2 separate regions of the Homo sapiens genome follow, and region 2 is linked to region 1. Evidence: chromatin loops called from intact Hi-C (ENCODE). Cell type or tissue: MCF 10A. All regions are shown on one strand.

The links. A loop is a pair of places that touch in the nucleus more often than their neighbours do. Peaks named below come from ENCODE experiments on the same cell type or tissue, not always from the same donor. Only the 100,000 strongest peaks of a DNase experiment are listed, where the experiment ranks them.
Region 2: a loop joins it to region 1, with 9 times the contacts of the local background. A loop is called at or near these places in 2 of 110 quality-filtered maps.

Annotation. Positions count from the first base shown.
Region 1 is chr1:235,053,943-235,061,942 of GRCh38, forward strand. No RefSeq gene overlaps it. Among named protein-coding and RNA genes, the nearest start is that of LINC01348, 12 kb to the right of the region's middle. RefSeq lists an enhancer at 1,316-1,815. In MCF 10A, a CTCF peak has its summit at 3,229 (motif pointing left); DNase peaks (open chromatin) are centred at 3,129 and 7,219.
Region 2 is chr1:234,483,927-234,491,926 of GRCh38, forward strand. No RefSeq gene overlaps it. Among named protein-coding and RNA genes, the nearest start is that of TARBP1, 8.7 kb to the left of the region's middle. RefSeq lists a silencer at 3,124-3,213 and an enhancer at 4,637-4,696. In MCF 10A, a CTCF peak has its summit at 3,216; a DNase peak (open chromatin) is centred at 3,205.

The DNA of each region.
Region 1 (8,000 bases):
CAAAAAATATATATTTGTTGGCCAGGCATGGTGGCTCACACCCATAATCCCAGCACTTTGGGAGGCCAACGTGGGAGGATTGCTGAAGCCAGGGGTTTGAGACCAGCCTGGGCAACATAGTGAGACCCCATCTCTACAGAAATAAAATAATTAGCTGGGCATGGTGGTGCACACCTGGTAGTTCTAGCTACTTGGGAGGCTGAGGTGGGAGGATAACTTGAGCCCAAGAGATGGAGTCTGCAGTGCACTCTGATCCTGCCATTGAACTCTAGCCTAGACAACAGAGTGAGACTCTGTCTCAAAAAAAAAAAAAGTATTCATTGTTTACATGAAATTCTATTCCAATTTAACTAAACGTCTTGCCCTTTTATTTGCTAAATCTGGTAGCTCTCTAGAGAGAGAAGCAAATTCACATTTGAGTGTCTGGACCTCCCAGTAACATGCTAGGTGATTCCTATGTACTCTCCTTGATGCCAAAAGATGGATGTTCTAGAACCGTCTTGGCCCCTCACCAGTTGTATGTTCCCTGTCCCTCTGAGCCTCGGTTTCCTCATCTCTTAGGTGGACATGGGAATTCCTATCTCACAGGATTGTCACAAGGATGAAATGGAGTAAATGTAACGGCATATCGTACGGTGTCTGAGACAAAGCAGACACGCAACACATGTTTGCTGCTGAGTGAAATTCCTCACCCTCAGAATGACGCTTTGTTCTCTCACTGAACCTGTCAGGACCCGTCCAGGCTGAGACCAGGGGAGCGTGTCACTCCCACAGTGGCAGGCAACATCATGTGGTCTTCAGGGCCTTCAGGGGGAGCGAGCGAGGAACACAGGAGCTGTGCTCCTGGTGAACCATCCAGATAACAGTTCAGAGGAGAATGAGGGCCCTGGCTTTCTGTTCTTTGGGGTTGGAAGCCACGAGTACAGAAGACTCCTTTTCCATTTGGGCTTTGCCACCATTCTTCAGCAGCATGGCAACTGCTGCCAGCAGCACAAGGATGGTTTCTAATGCACCCAGAGAGTTCTTTGAGGGGCTCGAAGAGACCGAGGACCAGCTTCAGCCACCTTCCCCCCTCCGGCCTGAAGCCTCTCGAAAGCCAGGCCTGAACACGGAACAGCTGGGAAGCCTTCGAGCATTCCAAAGAAGAAATGGAACTTGGGGCATGAAGAGCTTCATTTTATCTGCTTCCTTCCCTGGATGCCTGAAGGGTGACACAGGAGGTGCCTGCCAGCGCCGCATGCTGGTCCGCCTGCAGACGGCCCTGTCCACGCACACACAGACACGTCCCAAATATTGCAGGAAGATCTCTTGAGGGAGCTCATTTAACTCGGCTTCCCTTGGAAATAAAAGTGACTGAATTCTTTCACTAGGGCTGCCATAACAAAGTGCCACAGCCTGGGTGGCTTCAACAACAGAAACGCCTTGTCGCCCAGTTCTGGAGGCAGGAATTTGAGATCGAGGTGCCAGCAGGTTGGTTCCTTCCGAGGCTGTGAAGGATGGATCTGTTCCAGGCCCCTCCTCGGCGTGCAGGTCTACACGTTCACATGAAGTTCTCCCTTCACAGCCGCCTGTGGCCAAATGTCCCCTTCCTATAAGGACACCCATCACGTTGGATTAGGACCTACCCTCACGACCTCATTGTAACTTAGTTACCTCTTTAAAGACCCCATCTCCAGGCCAGGTGCGGTGGCTCACGTCTGTAATCTCAGCACTTTGGGAGGTCGAGGAGGGTGCATCACTTGAGGTCAGGAGTTTGAGACCAGCCTGGCCAACATGGCAAAACCCCATCTCTACTAAAAATACAAAAATTAGCCAGGCATGGTGGCATGCGCCTGTAACCCCAGCTACTCAGGAGGCTGAGGCAGGAGAATCACTTGAACCCAGGAGACAGAGGTTGCCGTGAGCTGAGATCACACCACTGCACTCCAGCCTGGGAGACAGAGTGAGACTCCGTCTCAAAAATATACATATATAAATAAAATAAAATAAAATAAAAATAAAGATCCCATCTCCAAACAGGGTCACGTTTTTAGGTACAGGGGATTAAGACTTCAACATATGAATTGGGAGTGGAGGGGGACAGAATTCAACCCACATCAGTTAACTTATTGGAAAGAATAAAGTCCATTAATCCAAAAGTCTGCTGTGGTAGATATCACAAATATTCCTCTTCTACATGGATGAATCTCAAAATAATTATGCTGAGTGAAAGAAGCCAGACCAAAAGAGAACATGCTGTGTGATTCCATTTATATCAAATTCTAGAAAATGCAAACTAATCTATACAGCAGCAGAAAGCAGATCAGTGTTTGTCTGGGGATTGAGGAGTACGGATGTCACAGGTGTGGAGATGGCAAAGGATCCCAAAGAAACTTCCAGCAGTGATGGAATATTCATTATTGTGATTGTGGGGGTGGTGGTTTCATGGGCATATGTGTGTGTCAAGCTTATCAAACTGTAGACTTTAAATATGCATATTTTATTATGCATCAATTAAAATTTCATAAAGAGTTAGGGGTTTTTTAAGAATAAATATGGCCAGATGTGGTGACTCAGGCCTATAATTCCAGCCCTTTGGGAGTCCAAGACAGGAGGCTTGCTTGAGGTCAGAAATTTGAGACATAGTTGGTCCAAGTGTTGTAGGTTATTGTTAAGCTGATTTAACATTGTCTCCCAAAATAACCACACCTGACTAGCTATTAAAAAAACAGTTTAAGACCAGGCTGGGCAACACAGCAAGACCCCATCTCTATTAAAATATTGTATAAAAATTAGTCAGGCATGGCGGTGTGCACCTGTAGACCTAGCTACACAAGAGGCTGAGATGGGAGGATCACTTGAGCCCAGGAGTTCGAGGCTGCAGTTAGTTATGATCAAGCCACTGCACTCCAGCCCCTGGACAGCAAAGTGAGACCCTGTCTCAAAAAATAAATAAATAAACGAACAAATATTCCACTTCTTCTTCCCTTCTGTTCTTTTGTTGGGCATGTGGTAGGCATGTACTTACTTCCCTGTTCCCTTCAAAGTAAGGTGTGGCCGTGAGACAAGTCTTGGCCATGAGATGCTGGCAGAAGTGATAGGTGTCACTCACAGGTGGATGTGTTAAGAGCCAGTGTGTGATTCAGCACTTTCCCTTTAGTGCCATCCCTGCAATCATGGAAGGATGAGTCAAGATGGAACCTCCAACCACCTGGGTCCCTGCCATGACCAGCGCCGCCTGCTGACCTGCGCTAGATGTACATCACCAGTAAAAAAAACCCTTTGCTTTTTTAAGCCACTGAGATTTGGGGCTTGCTTATTACTGCAGCATAACCTAAGCTCTGCGGACAGTCACCTACAAGTGTGAGAGTCTGTCATTCAGCTGTGGCCCCGCTGGAATCAGGCAGGAGACGGAAGCCACACAACTAGAGGGTGAACCTAACTAACCACCCAGACTCCTCCCCTCCCCAAAGCCTTGCTATACTCTGGTCCTTTTTGCAACACAGTAATATGCATAAAGGGGTACACACTTGCTTTTCTGTGTAAAAATGGCCCCCAAAAGAAAGCTAGCTGCTGGTGGTGGCAGTGGAAGTGAGAAGGAAGGCAAGCAGTCCAGCAAGCTCTGAAGGTCAGAAGCGGGTTGTGTAGCCGGAGGCAGAGGTTGCAGTGAGCCAAGACCACGCCACTGCACTTCAACCTGGTGACAGAGTGAGACGCCGTCTAAAAAAAAAAAAAAAAAAGAAGCGGGTTGTGTAAATGACATTGGTCCTGTATTCGCACATCATGGCATGGAAACCGTGTCTCACAGCTGCCAGTTTTGTCTTCCTACATTGTTGGAGGGGGTCATATGCTACAGAGGTGGTCTTGAATTTGAGGAGTCACCAAAGCATCAGAATTTCTATGATGCCTATTTAGCAAAATGCATTTCAAACACAGGTGATCTTCCTGCACAAAGAGGCAGACTGTAATGAAGAGAAGACACGAGGCTTGCTTCGTGCCACCTGGGGAGAGTGTGGAGCCATGGTGCTTGGTTTCAGCAACTCCGCCAGCTTTCTCTGGGCCCCCTGGCAGACCCTGAGCCTTCCTGGCCCCTGAGGTCTATCCATCAAGCTGGCTTACATGGCCTCTGAGGTCCTCTTCAGCTTGAGGTCCTGTGATCATTCAGGGCTGGGCATCTCATCTCCCGCCCATGCCTTGGTGCTTCCTACATACAGGACATTCTATGACACACTTTATGTAATTCTGAGTTATTCCTCACAGCAAGCCTAGGAGGGATATGCTATTATAATCCTGGTTTTACTCCTCATGAGGAAACTGAGGCTTGACAAAGTCAAGTAATTTGCCCAAAGCCACATACCCTTACAAGACAGAGCCAGAAATGCAGTCCTGATTTTCAGAGCGTGTGCTGCTGCTTCTCAAGCACATGCTCAGATCACTCCACATTCTTTCTCATGGATTTTTTTTTTCATTTTATCTTTGCCTTTTGTTAGTAGTACGAAAAAATTACGGTTTATTGTGGGTTGTCTGGATGATACCCTCATAACCAGGAATTGCCCTTCCATGTTGGAACCAGCACCTCCATTTGTGCTCACAATCCGGCTCTAAGGGGTCTCCTAATGAAACTGCATTTAACATTTTTTTTTTGGGGGGGGATGGAGTCTCGCTCTGTCTCCCAGGCTGGAATGCAGTGGCGCAATCTCAGCTCACTGCAACCTCCGCCTCCCAGGTTCAAGCGATTCTCCTGCCTCAGCCTCCTGAGTAGCTGGGATTACAAGCACCTGCCACCATGCCCGGCTAATTTTTGTATTTTTAATAGAGACAGGGTTTCACCATGTTGGCCAGGCTGATTTTTAAAATACTTTATAAAAAAAAGAAAGAGAGAGAGAAGGAAGGAAGGAGAGAGAGAAAGAGAAAGAAAGAAAGAAGAAAGAGAAAGAAAGAAAAGAAAGAAAGAAGAAAGAAAGATAGAAAGAGAGAGAGAAAGAGGAAAGAAAGAGGAAAGAAAGGAAGGAAGGAGAAGGAAGGGAGGGAGGAAGGAAGGAAGAAAGGAGAAAGAGAAAAAAAGGAAAGAAGGAAAGAAGGCAGGCAGGCAGTGGAGACAGTTATCCCCATCCCCCACCCCCCAGAAATAGAAACATTTAAGAGCTCCAAGTTTTTAAGAATTATTTTAATACACTTTTCCTGCGAAACTCAATTCAAGGCAGCTTCAAGGTAAAAATGCTTATATTTGGCATCTGTCCTTGTATTTTTAGGCACCTTGATGCATTCACACTCACTACGCTCACACCCAGAAGACCCCCAAGAAATCCGCTTCTTTGTGCAGATAAAGGAAATGCAAACTGGTCATTCTGGAAACCAGGGTCAATTCTAGATTTCTAGAAGCCTGGCTGTGGGCCTCAAGGCCCTTCATGAAAGCAAGGGCCTCAGATTGACCCTTTCCAAGCATCCCCTACCAGGAGGGGAAGGGCACAGATTCTCAAGGGACCGTGGTGCATGCAGGTAAACCGAAACCTCTAGGCTGGCACGTGGCACCACTGCCCTGGGAGACAAGCCATCCCCGCTCTCTGTCTGGATGGCCTGGTCAATGCAGTGTAGATCATGGATGTGATTTCTCTCACTGATATTCGGGGGATACAATTTAAAATGTATCCAAGTATCTGATGGAAATAAGAGGGAGCTACAGAAAATGACTCAAGCTGAGGACATATAGGAAGGAATCGGTTCAGGTGTAAGGAAGGATTTCTGGGGAACTTTCTTCCTTGTGTTCATCCCTCCCTCTTTACATAAGGTCTTGAGTCACGAGCACCTTGTGTTAGATGCTGGGCTACAAAATGATCAAAACAGAAGGCCTGCCCACTGAGAATACACACTTCCCTGGGCCACATCCACCCTCCAAAGTAATCCCACCATAACAGGGCAGCTGTCATCATGGAAGGACTGCCCACGTGCAGAGGGGCCCAAGAAAGTGGTCTTGTCCTCAAAGCAACTTGAGATGAGGATCCTGTGTCATCCAACAGCTACAGCTTAGGCAGATGAATAGCGGCTTCCCTGGGCCCAGGCAGTCCTCCAATTCATAAAAGCAAACAGGCCTGGGGCAGTGGCTCACGCCTGTAATCCCAGCACTTTGGGAGGCCTAGGCAGGCGGATCACAAGGTCAGGAGTTTGAGACCAGCCTGGCCAACATGGTGAAACCCCGTCTGTACTAAAAAAAATACAAAAATTAGCCGGGCATGGTAGCATGCGCCTGTAATCCCAGCTACTCAGGAGGTTGAGGCAGGAGAATTGCTTGAACCCGGGAGGCGGAGGTTGCTGTGAGCTGAGATCACGCCACTGCACTCCAGCCTGGGAGACAGAGCAAGACTCCATCTCAAATAAAAAGGAAGGAAGGAAGGAAGGAAGGAAGGAAGGAAGGAAGGAAGGAAGGAAACAGAATAGTAGGTTGCCAGCTGGACTGGTTCTAGAGGTTGGAGAGGCCAAGTTCCTCCCATGACAAATCAGGAAACTGAGGACACACTTTCACGGCCAGTTCTCCAGCAATGTCCACTAGCATCCCAGGCTCTCTATCTACCTAAACAAAGTCGATTCCCCCTGCCTAGCAATTTAATGTATGAGGGTTTTTTTTTTTATGGTAATGAGTTGGAACTGAATACACACTAAAATGCAGCGCAAATCACTGCGATGAGAGCTGAAAAATGCTAATCTCTCTCCAACATCTTCAGTGCCATTCTCCTGAAACTACCTGCTCCAGCAAGGTTCCCGTGGGTTAATTATTGCTGCAGAGGAAATTGCACTGATTTGCATCTGCTTTCATCGGCTGGAACCAGCGCATGTCAGTCCTGCAGGAACAGACCTGGGTTAACCTGTTGGCTGCTTCAGGCAAGAGGGACACCGAGTTGCAGGCTGCCTCTCCACCCCGCCAGTGCTGTTTCCCAGCCTCAGGGCACCTGCAGAGATACCAATCTGGTTACCTGTTCACCTGTACTTTGTGCATCTGATACTCCCAGAGCCTGCCCACCTGCTCTTTGCAATGCAGCAGCAGCAAATCCCAGGCCCCAAGCTCAAGGCCTGGGATTTAATTTGCCCTATTTGAAAGGTCCCATTCCTACCTGGTGAGCTCATCAATAACTATCAAAGCCACCTTTCTTCCCCTCCAAGAACCAGCCTTTCTACAGTGACTGGCTCCAAATGCAATTTCAAAATCTGGCTGGCTCCTGCAGAAGCCAGCACAGCCTCCCAGATGGGAGTAGGCCATCTCTGAAGGCGGGGCGAGTTACAAAACAGAATCCCCATGCACTAAGAGAAAGAAGAGAGAGATTGCTATAGAGGACTGGCCTCTGGGGCTCTGAAGACCTAAGTCCTCTGTTCTCAGATTGCATGGGACTTGAAAGCTCCTGGCTGTTGGTCTCCTGTGTGTGTAACAGGGTACCTTCTCTTTCTCAGAAAAGGAAAAGTCTGTAATCCATGCATTGATATGCAAATGTATGTTTACCCAGGTGAGGTGTATTGTGGGAGAAACCCCTGGGATAAGTTTCCACTCTGCACATAACCTTTATTACAGTATTCTTGTTTCACTGGGCTACTCAAAGGGTTTAAAAATAAAGTTTCACTTGCATACTACGTCTGGCCTGCAGAAATCTTTCACTGAGCCGTGTTTTAACCAAAAGCACTAATATTATTATGTTTGCATTAGCATGTGTGGGCTGTCGTTAGGTGCTTTTGATTATAATGACAGCACCAAGAGTCTTAAATCTAGGTAGCACCTGTTCTGAATGATCCTCTGATGATATTGAATATAAGCAAAATAAGTATTTCATATTATTGATGACAGATTGGATGTGACTGCATTTTCTCTATGAAAGATGCTGAGCAACTCTGCATCAATAACTGTGTGGAGGACTCCAGGATTTGGTTCATACAGGAACTCCTTTAATAGTGCTTAGCTTACAAGCTCTCCAGGTTGGGGATGGAGCCTCAGTTAGATTGATACAGTTTGCAGAGTGCCTGGCTTAGTCGATGTTCAA
Region 2 (8,000 bases), 570 kb before region 1:
CCCAAGCTACAGGACAGTGGCACGATCTCGGCTCACTGCAACCTCTGCCTCCCAGATTCAAGCAATTCTCCTGCCTCAGCCTCCTGAGTAGCTGGGATTACAGGTGTGCACAACCACACCCAGCTAATTTTTGTATTTTTAGTAGAGATGGGGTTTCACCATGTTGGCCAGGCTGGTCTTGAACTCCTGACTTCAAGTGATCCACCCACCTCAGCCTCCCAAAGTGTTATAGGTGTAAGCCACTGCGCCCAGCCTTCCTCAAACTTTTAATTGTAGTAATAATAATGGCTAATCGTTACCACACTTATTAAAGACCAGACATGGTAATATCTATCTGTATATATATTATTGCACTTCACCCTCAAAACAACTCATAAACGAAGTGTTTTTACTTTTCTTATTTTACAGATGAGGAAACTGAAAATAGGAGAGGTTGAGTTACTTGCCCTGATATTACAGGATGAAAAAAGCAGCAGAGCTGTCTGACTCAAAGGCTGTGGTATTTTCTGCAATACCTCCAAAACATCCAGAAAGAAAAATATACAATTGCCACGTCCAGTGTACTGCCTGTAGAAATTCTAGATCATAGATGTCTAGCACATAGTAGGTACTCAGTAAATTATGGTTGTATGAATGGATGGAGGTGTAGTTTCTGCAACTACTTATGTGCCCCTTAAGAACTGGGATTTTGGCTGGGCGCGGTGGCTCATGCTTGTAATCCCAGCACTTTGGGAAGCTGAGGTGGGTGGATCATTTGAGGTCAAGAGTTCGAGACCAGCCTGCCCAACATGGTGAAACCCCATCTCTACTAAAAGTACAAAAACTTAGCCAGGCATGGTGGCATGCGCCTGTAGTCCCAGCTACTCTGGAGGCTGAGGCAGGAGAATCCCTTGGACCTGGAGGCGGAGGTTGCAGTGAGCTGAGATTACCCCACTGCACTCCAGCCTGGGCGACAGAGTGAGACTCCATCTCAAAAAAAAAAAAAAAAAAAAAATACCCCCCCCCCGCAAAAAAATTGGGATTTGGTTTTAATTCATTTGTATACTAAATATCAACATTATTACCAGAAGCATGTTAGTTACTCAATAAGTACTTAACCTGGATGAATAAAAATTCAGCATTTTATAGTGATAGAATTCTAAGTTAATCAGCTGGAAAATTTCTAGTGACATAATTACCCTTGAAACATGAACATTTGCAAGCTGAAATCGTTGTGGCCTGGTTCAACATGAAACAATACGCAGCTTTGATACACAGAGGCGATCCAGCGTGTGAACAGCCAGCTACCCCTCCGCATCCTCATGGAGATGAATAGTTGCATTGGAAGCCATATGTGAATAGGATTTAGAATAGTTTTCTTTCCTCATTCCTTGCAATTTTCCTGCTTCATCCATAGATGAATTAGGGTCGTGACTGTTATTTTAACATCAAAAGCAGGTGTACTATGGATGAGTGTCTGAGTTTTCCTCCCTTTAAAGTAGTAGAGTTTAGTTACTTCAGTCTAGCTCACGTATCCCTTACACCAGGGGTCCCTAACCCCTGGGCCATGAACCGCTACCCCTCCGTGACCTGTTAGGAACCAGGCTGCACAGGAGAAGGTGAGCTGCAGGCGAGTGGGCATTATCACCTGAGCTCCGCCTCCTATCAAATCAGCAGCGGCCTTAGATTGTCTTACCACCTGAGCTCCGCCTCCTATCAAATCAGCAGCCACCCCCACCTTCCCGGCTCCATGGAAAAATTGTCTTCCACGAAACCTGGTCCCTGGTGCCAAAAAGGTTGAGGACTGCTGCCGTACACCCAAAGTCAGCCGCATCCTCTGTTTCCTCGGGCAACAAATATGTACAGTTTTTAAAAAGAGGCCTGTGCTCTGGGCACGGTGGCTCATGCCTGTAATCCCAGCACTTTGTGAGGCCGAGGCATGCGGATCACCTGAGGTCAGGAGTTCGAGATCAGCCTGACCAATATAATGAAACCCCGTCTCTACTAAAAATACAAAAATTAGCCGTTCATGGTGGCATGCACCTGTAATCCCAGCTACTCGGGAGGCTGAGACAGGAGACTCGCTTGAACCCAGGAGGCGGAGGTTGCAGGGAGCCAAGATCGCGCCATTGCACTTCAGCCTGGGCAACAAGAGCAAAACTCCGTCTCAAAAATAAAAATCAAATCAAATCAAATCAAATAAAAAAGAAGCCTGTGCTTTTGTCATCCTGGATGGGAACGTCCAGCAGGGGCCTCCGAGAAGTCATTTTCTGCCCTGAGATCCCTCCTCCACCTCTGCATCCCACAGCTCTGACTACACTGGTTCCAACAAACTTAGAATGTAGAGGTGTTATTGACTACACCTTATATTTTAAAACTCACCATAAGGTGTCTAAAAATGGCTTTTTATTTCCTTCTGATCTGAAATGGTGCACCTATAGATGTGATTGCTCTGCTGCATCTCTGACTTTAATTCTGACTCTTCTCACTTTCCCAACTTGAAATGGACACTGCTTCCTTCTTAGTAAGGGTAATGGAGAAAGGAGCAAGAGTAAAAGGGAAATAGAAAGCATAAGTCAGGGAAGCTGATCCAGATAAATGTTCTTTCAAATGTCTCCTTCCTTCACGAGTGTTTGCATGGGGCCAGCCATGGTGGCTCTTGCCTGTAATCCCAGCACTGTGAGGCAGAAGCAGGAAGATCCCTTGAGGCCAGGAATTTGAGGCCAGCCTGGGCAACATAGGGAGACCCTGTCTCTACCCCAAAAAAAGAAAGCTGGGTGTGGTGGTATGTGCCCGTAGTCCCAGCTACTTGGGAGCCTGAGGCAAAAGGATCACTTGAGCCCAGGAGATTGAGGCTGCAGTGAGCTGTGATTACACCACTGCATTCCAGCCTGGGTAACAGAGTGAGACCCTGTCTCTACAAAAAAGAAAAAGAGCATTTGCATGGACTCACTGTTTGGGATTTTCAAGGCACACACTGCAGGTGCTTAACAGTCTTTTGTAATACCATGAGGGAAGCACTGGGCAAGGGCGCCATGGCACTGTGAGGGCTATAGGACTACGTAATGAATGATAACAATGTTGACCTGAGAGAGGTACACAGAGCTCCAACCCCACTGAAAAGATGCTTCTTAAATGCACAAATCTTGCATGCGTTCATGGTCCAGAATGCACAGGCAGTTGCATAACCAAAAACTAGCATCTGTTCAGAAGCTGACATTTCTCTGGACATTAGATGGTGCTGTTGTCAGCGCAGTGTGCTTTTTCCATCCTTTCAACTAAATGTTCATAGTTGCAAAGTGGAAAACAAGTATAAAAAGAAAGGAAATAGCAATTACATAGCAAGACTTCAGCTATAGCTTTCAGCTGTTTACGTCTAAGGCTCTAAGAAAGGGAAGGAGATTCTTGATAGGCTCTGTCTGAAATTTTTGCCTTCTGATGTTCCCCCGAAAGCCCTCAGAGAACCTCCGTGGAAAAATGCAGCTGCAGAATCATTAACACGTTTATGTTAAGTGCGATATCTAGAAAACTCAAATTCCCAGTGAGGATCTGTGGCAGACACCATTCATTATTAACCCCACAACCATCCTCCCTTCTCCCTCGCTGTCAAACCCTCATTTTTCTCAGGATGGCAACATACTGGCCCTTGGCCAATGGCTTATGTTTAGGCAGCAAACAGGACAAGCCTGTTCCCTGCTTCTCCAACCATCATTACAAGTCGGGCAATGGGTGCTCTCTGTGTCCTAGTCTTGGACAATGAGACATAAGCAGCAGTCTGCTAGGGATGTGTCTGGGAAAGCTTTTGCTTCTGATAAAAGGAAAGAAACCATTGTTGCCACAGTTCTCCTCTGTTCCTTCCTGCCTGATCACAGAGTGCTCTCTGGACCTATAGCTGCCAACTTGAACCCATGAGAGAACAAGCACGAGATGACAAACACCACAAGAAAAGTCGCAGGGGAGAAAACGCAGAGGGAACCTGGGTTCCTTGAAGCCATTCAACCAATGCTAGCAAATATCTATTTCTTGATAGTCTATAATATGAGAAAAATAAGTCCCTGTTTGTTCAAGCTTCCCTTGTTGAGTTTTCTATATTTCTCTCTGGTACAGGACTCCCACCCAGTTGCTTATCATTTAGTCCTGCTAGCTCCATTAGTTTTGACCACCTCCCGCTTTCCAGGGTTAGGGGCCTCTTCCTAACGGATTGCCACCATCATTTCTGCCTTGAAACTGACATTCACTGTTGCCCAGACTTGATCGTTTAGACCTATAAAGAAACAGAAACCAACAAGTAGAATCACCAGAAATCTTTAATCACTGGGAGACACATGTTCATACTGAATGCCTGGGCCTCACCCCAGACCAATTCATCTAGAAACTCTGAGTACAGGGCACAATCATCTATACATTTTTTTAAGGTTCCACAAGTGGATTGAGAACTGCTGGTCTTACTCATACGTTCCCCACTCACATGGCAGATATGCATAATAAATTGCCAAGGAAAGGAGGGAAAATAGTTAAGTATTGGGATAAGCCATCCTTTCAACATTCAGCAAATCATTCCATTATATATAGATACTGTCTCACCTTGGCTTGGTCGGCCTTGCTCTTTGGCTGATGGACATAAAGAGAAGCACGGACTACTTAGAGGTTCACTGGACTAACCAAAGGGAGGAAAGGGTGGCCCGCCCAATCTCATGGTGTCTCCAAGACCATGTTCATATCATACTGACTGCTTCTGTGTGTGTCGCCTGAGACTCCAGTAAAACTGCTATGAACAATTGGAGTCACCAAATTTCCCATCAGTTTGTCTTTTAAACACAATCTAAAAGCATTTTAAAAAGAAAAAAAAAGTTCTTATTTCTGCTACTAGCTACTTTCATTTCCTTTTTTTTTTTTTGCTTTTCTGCAAACAAACCAAAAAAAAGCCTATGCTTAAGTGGGCTGCACCGTGTCAGTATCTGTAAGGTAATCCATGGAGGCTCCTTCTGGTCCTGGGTCTGGCTTCTTTAGTCTTCAGTCAAATCCATAAGGGTTTGGCAGGCAGAGAATGCAGGATTAAGCCTGCCCATCCAGCCTGCTTCTGAGGCAAAATCAGAATTCTCAGGCTCTCTGCCACTGTCAGAATCGCTCACTCTTCTGCTTCTGACAGAGGAAAGAGATGGCAATAGATTCAGTCACACAAGGATTCCTGTTAAATGATGAATTGTGATGCCATAGAAGGCCGCACATCACTGCGGGGAGAAGTCAAAGCCCAGGGAGTTCTCGCCAGTGTGAGCACGCCAGAGGGGCCTTTAATAGCTGCATTTGCAATAAAGAAGGAGGTGAAATCCATTACCGGCTGTCTTTATTTTGCTAGCCCACTGATAAGCGATTGAAGTCTAGAGAAAGCGCTTCCAAGCACGTTTTACCTGCTCCATTTAGCCAGAGACTTGGACATATCAGGCCAATCAAATCATCACCAATAGCAGGAGCTACGGAGGTACTAATAGCTTTTCCTGGAATACTGGGAATTCCCTTTCCCTACTTTGTAAGTAGGTATCCTTAGAGAGGGTCTGGCAGAGAGTTTTAAATTTTTGTACCAGGACTCAGAGCCAGAGGGCACTGACTGCCTATTAAGTAGACGTTACTGATTCCTCAGGAGGGTGTGACAGGCTCTTAAGGTGAGCTACTGAAACAGTTTTCAAGGTTTCCCACTTGAGGTAGTGTATGGGTTTTTTTTTTTTCTACTTAGGGCAAAAATGGCTTACACCTCACAAAACAGATGCCATTGGCATCAGTCCCCTCTGCAAGGCAGTTTGCAGGCTTTGTCCTAGTTCTCCTGCAGTGTGGCATCTATGTTTTCTTCCCACTTAAACATGTTGTCTGCTGGGTTCTTTCTTGGTAAATGAGGATGTTTTAGGATGACAGTAACACTATACTGGTGAACTCTTAAGTAAGACAGATTGCCCCCCATAGTGTGGGTGGGCCTCATGCAATCAGTTGAAAATGTGAATAGAACAGAAAGATCAGCCTCCCAAGCAAAGGGGAATTCCACCAACGGACAGCCTTCAAACTTCATCTGCACCATCAGCTCTCCTGGGTCTCCAGGCTGCCAGCCAATAGTGCACATTGGGACTTGCCAGCCTCTATAATCGCATGAGCCAATTCCTTGTAATAAATCTCTTTCTATATACGCATACATCTTATTGGTTCTGTTTCTCTGAAGAATTCTACTACACAAGAGTTCCCAAACTCTTACGTTCTTCTGAAGGCATTGTTTATCGAATGTCATAAAGTAAAAAGGAAAAGACATCTTTGCTGAAAGTGTTGAGATGTTCAGTTTAAAGATTGATGTGTTTTTATTTTTTCATTTTTATATATTATTGTTACTATTATTATTATTATTTTGAGACGGAGTTTTGCTCTTGTTGCCCAGGCTGGAGTGCAATGACACAATCTTGGCTCACCGCAACCTCTGCCTCCCGGATTCAAGCGATTCTCCTACCTCAGCCTCCTAAGTAGCTGGGATTATAGGCATGCGCCACCACACCCAGCTAATTTTTTTTTTTTTTTTTTGTATTTTTAGTAGAGATGGGGTTTCTCCATGTTGGTCAGCCTGGTCTCGAACTCCCAACCTCAGGTGACCCACCTGCCTCAGCCTCCCAAAGTGCTGGGATTACAGGCATAAGCCACCTCGCCTGGCTAGATTGGTGTGTTTTTAAGCTGGTTTTGAGATGGAGTCTCGCTCTGTTGACCAGGCTGGAGTGCAGTGACGCGATCTCGGCTCACCGCAACCTCTGGCTCCCGGGTTCAAGCGGGTAATCTCATATCTTACTAATGATGAGTGGTTTTATTTTTTAAGTTCAGTGTTGCTCCCATCAGCTAATAAATACTTCAATGTTTCTGAGTCTGTAGGAAATAGGTGCTATTTAACTATTTAACTTTTCTCGATCTAGCAGTCAATTAGTCAAGATGGATTTCCGCCTCTGTCTGCTATATACTCCCTGTGCATTTCACAAAAGCCCTGTGACAGGGCAGGTTTATCTTCCTCCCCCTTTCCCTGTGCCAGCACCTACCCAGGCTAAGGAAAATGAAGGGAGCTTGTCATGTGAGCCAGGCATGGGAAGGAGACAGCCAGGTGCGTAGCATAAGGCCGTAAAGGAGATATACCAGCAGGAGGTAGGTTTTTTCAGTGTGAAAGGATGAATTGTTTTTTAGATACTTTACCCAGAGACCAAACCTTGGAAGAAACCTCTTCCTGTTTGCCTCCTCCATCCTCAAAATTGAAGACCTCCTCCCCACTCCTTTACACACACACACACACACACACACACACACACAGAGAGAGAGAGAGAGAGAGAGAGATACACACAGAGCACCCCACCCCTTATCTGGCAGCAGATAAGAACACAAAAAGCCTGAGCATCTTATCAGCAGGAGACCTGAAACTAGACCAAGAAGACTTTGGGGGTAGGTGGAGTGAGGGAGGGGGGCTGTGTAAGCAAAAGTGTTAAAGCACAAAGAAACAGTGAGAGAATGATAATAGTAAGTTATTGCAAAATGTACTGCCCCATCATCCCCACCCAATTCCTTTTGCTAGGAGGAGCAAAATGCTGGGTTTGGCTGTAAAGGAAGTAAAAGAAATAGTCCTTGATCTTATTTGCATTCAGTTTGAAAATCTAGGTATCAGTACACTAGCACCAAATCTAGTATTCTTTGGGCAATTTCTTTTCGTAGCTAGAGATGACACTACGAAAAATATTAATGTCTATATGAATGAGCAGGGCTGTGCAGTTTAGCACTCGACCACAGTTCTCTATAAATACTGATGCCCACCAGTTGGGAACTATAGTGGTGGGTTTGTTTGTTTGTTTGTTTGTTTTGTGATGGAGTTTTGCTCTTATTGCCCAAGCTGGAGTGCAATGGTACAATCTCGGCTCACCGCAACCTCTGCCTCCCGGGTTCAAGCGATTCTCCTGCCTCAGTCTCCTGAGTAGCTGGGATTACAGGCATGCACCACCATGCCCGGCTAATTTTGTATT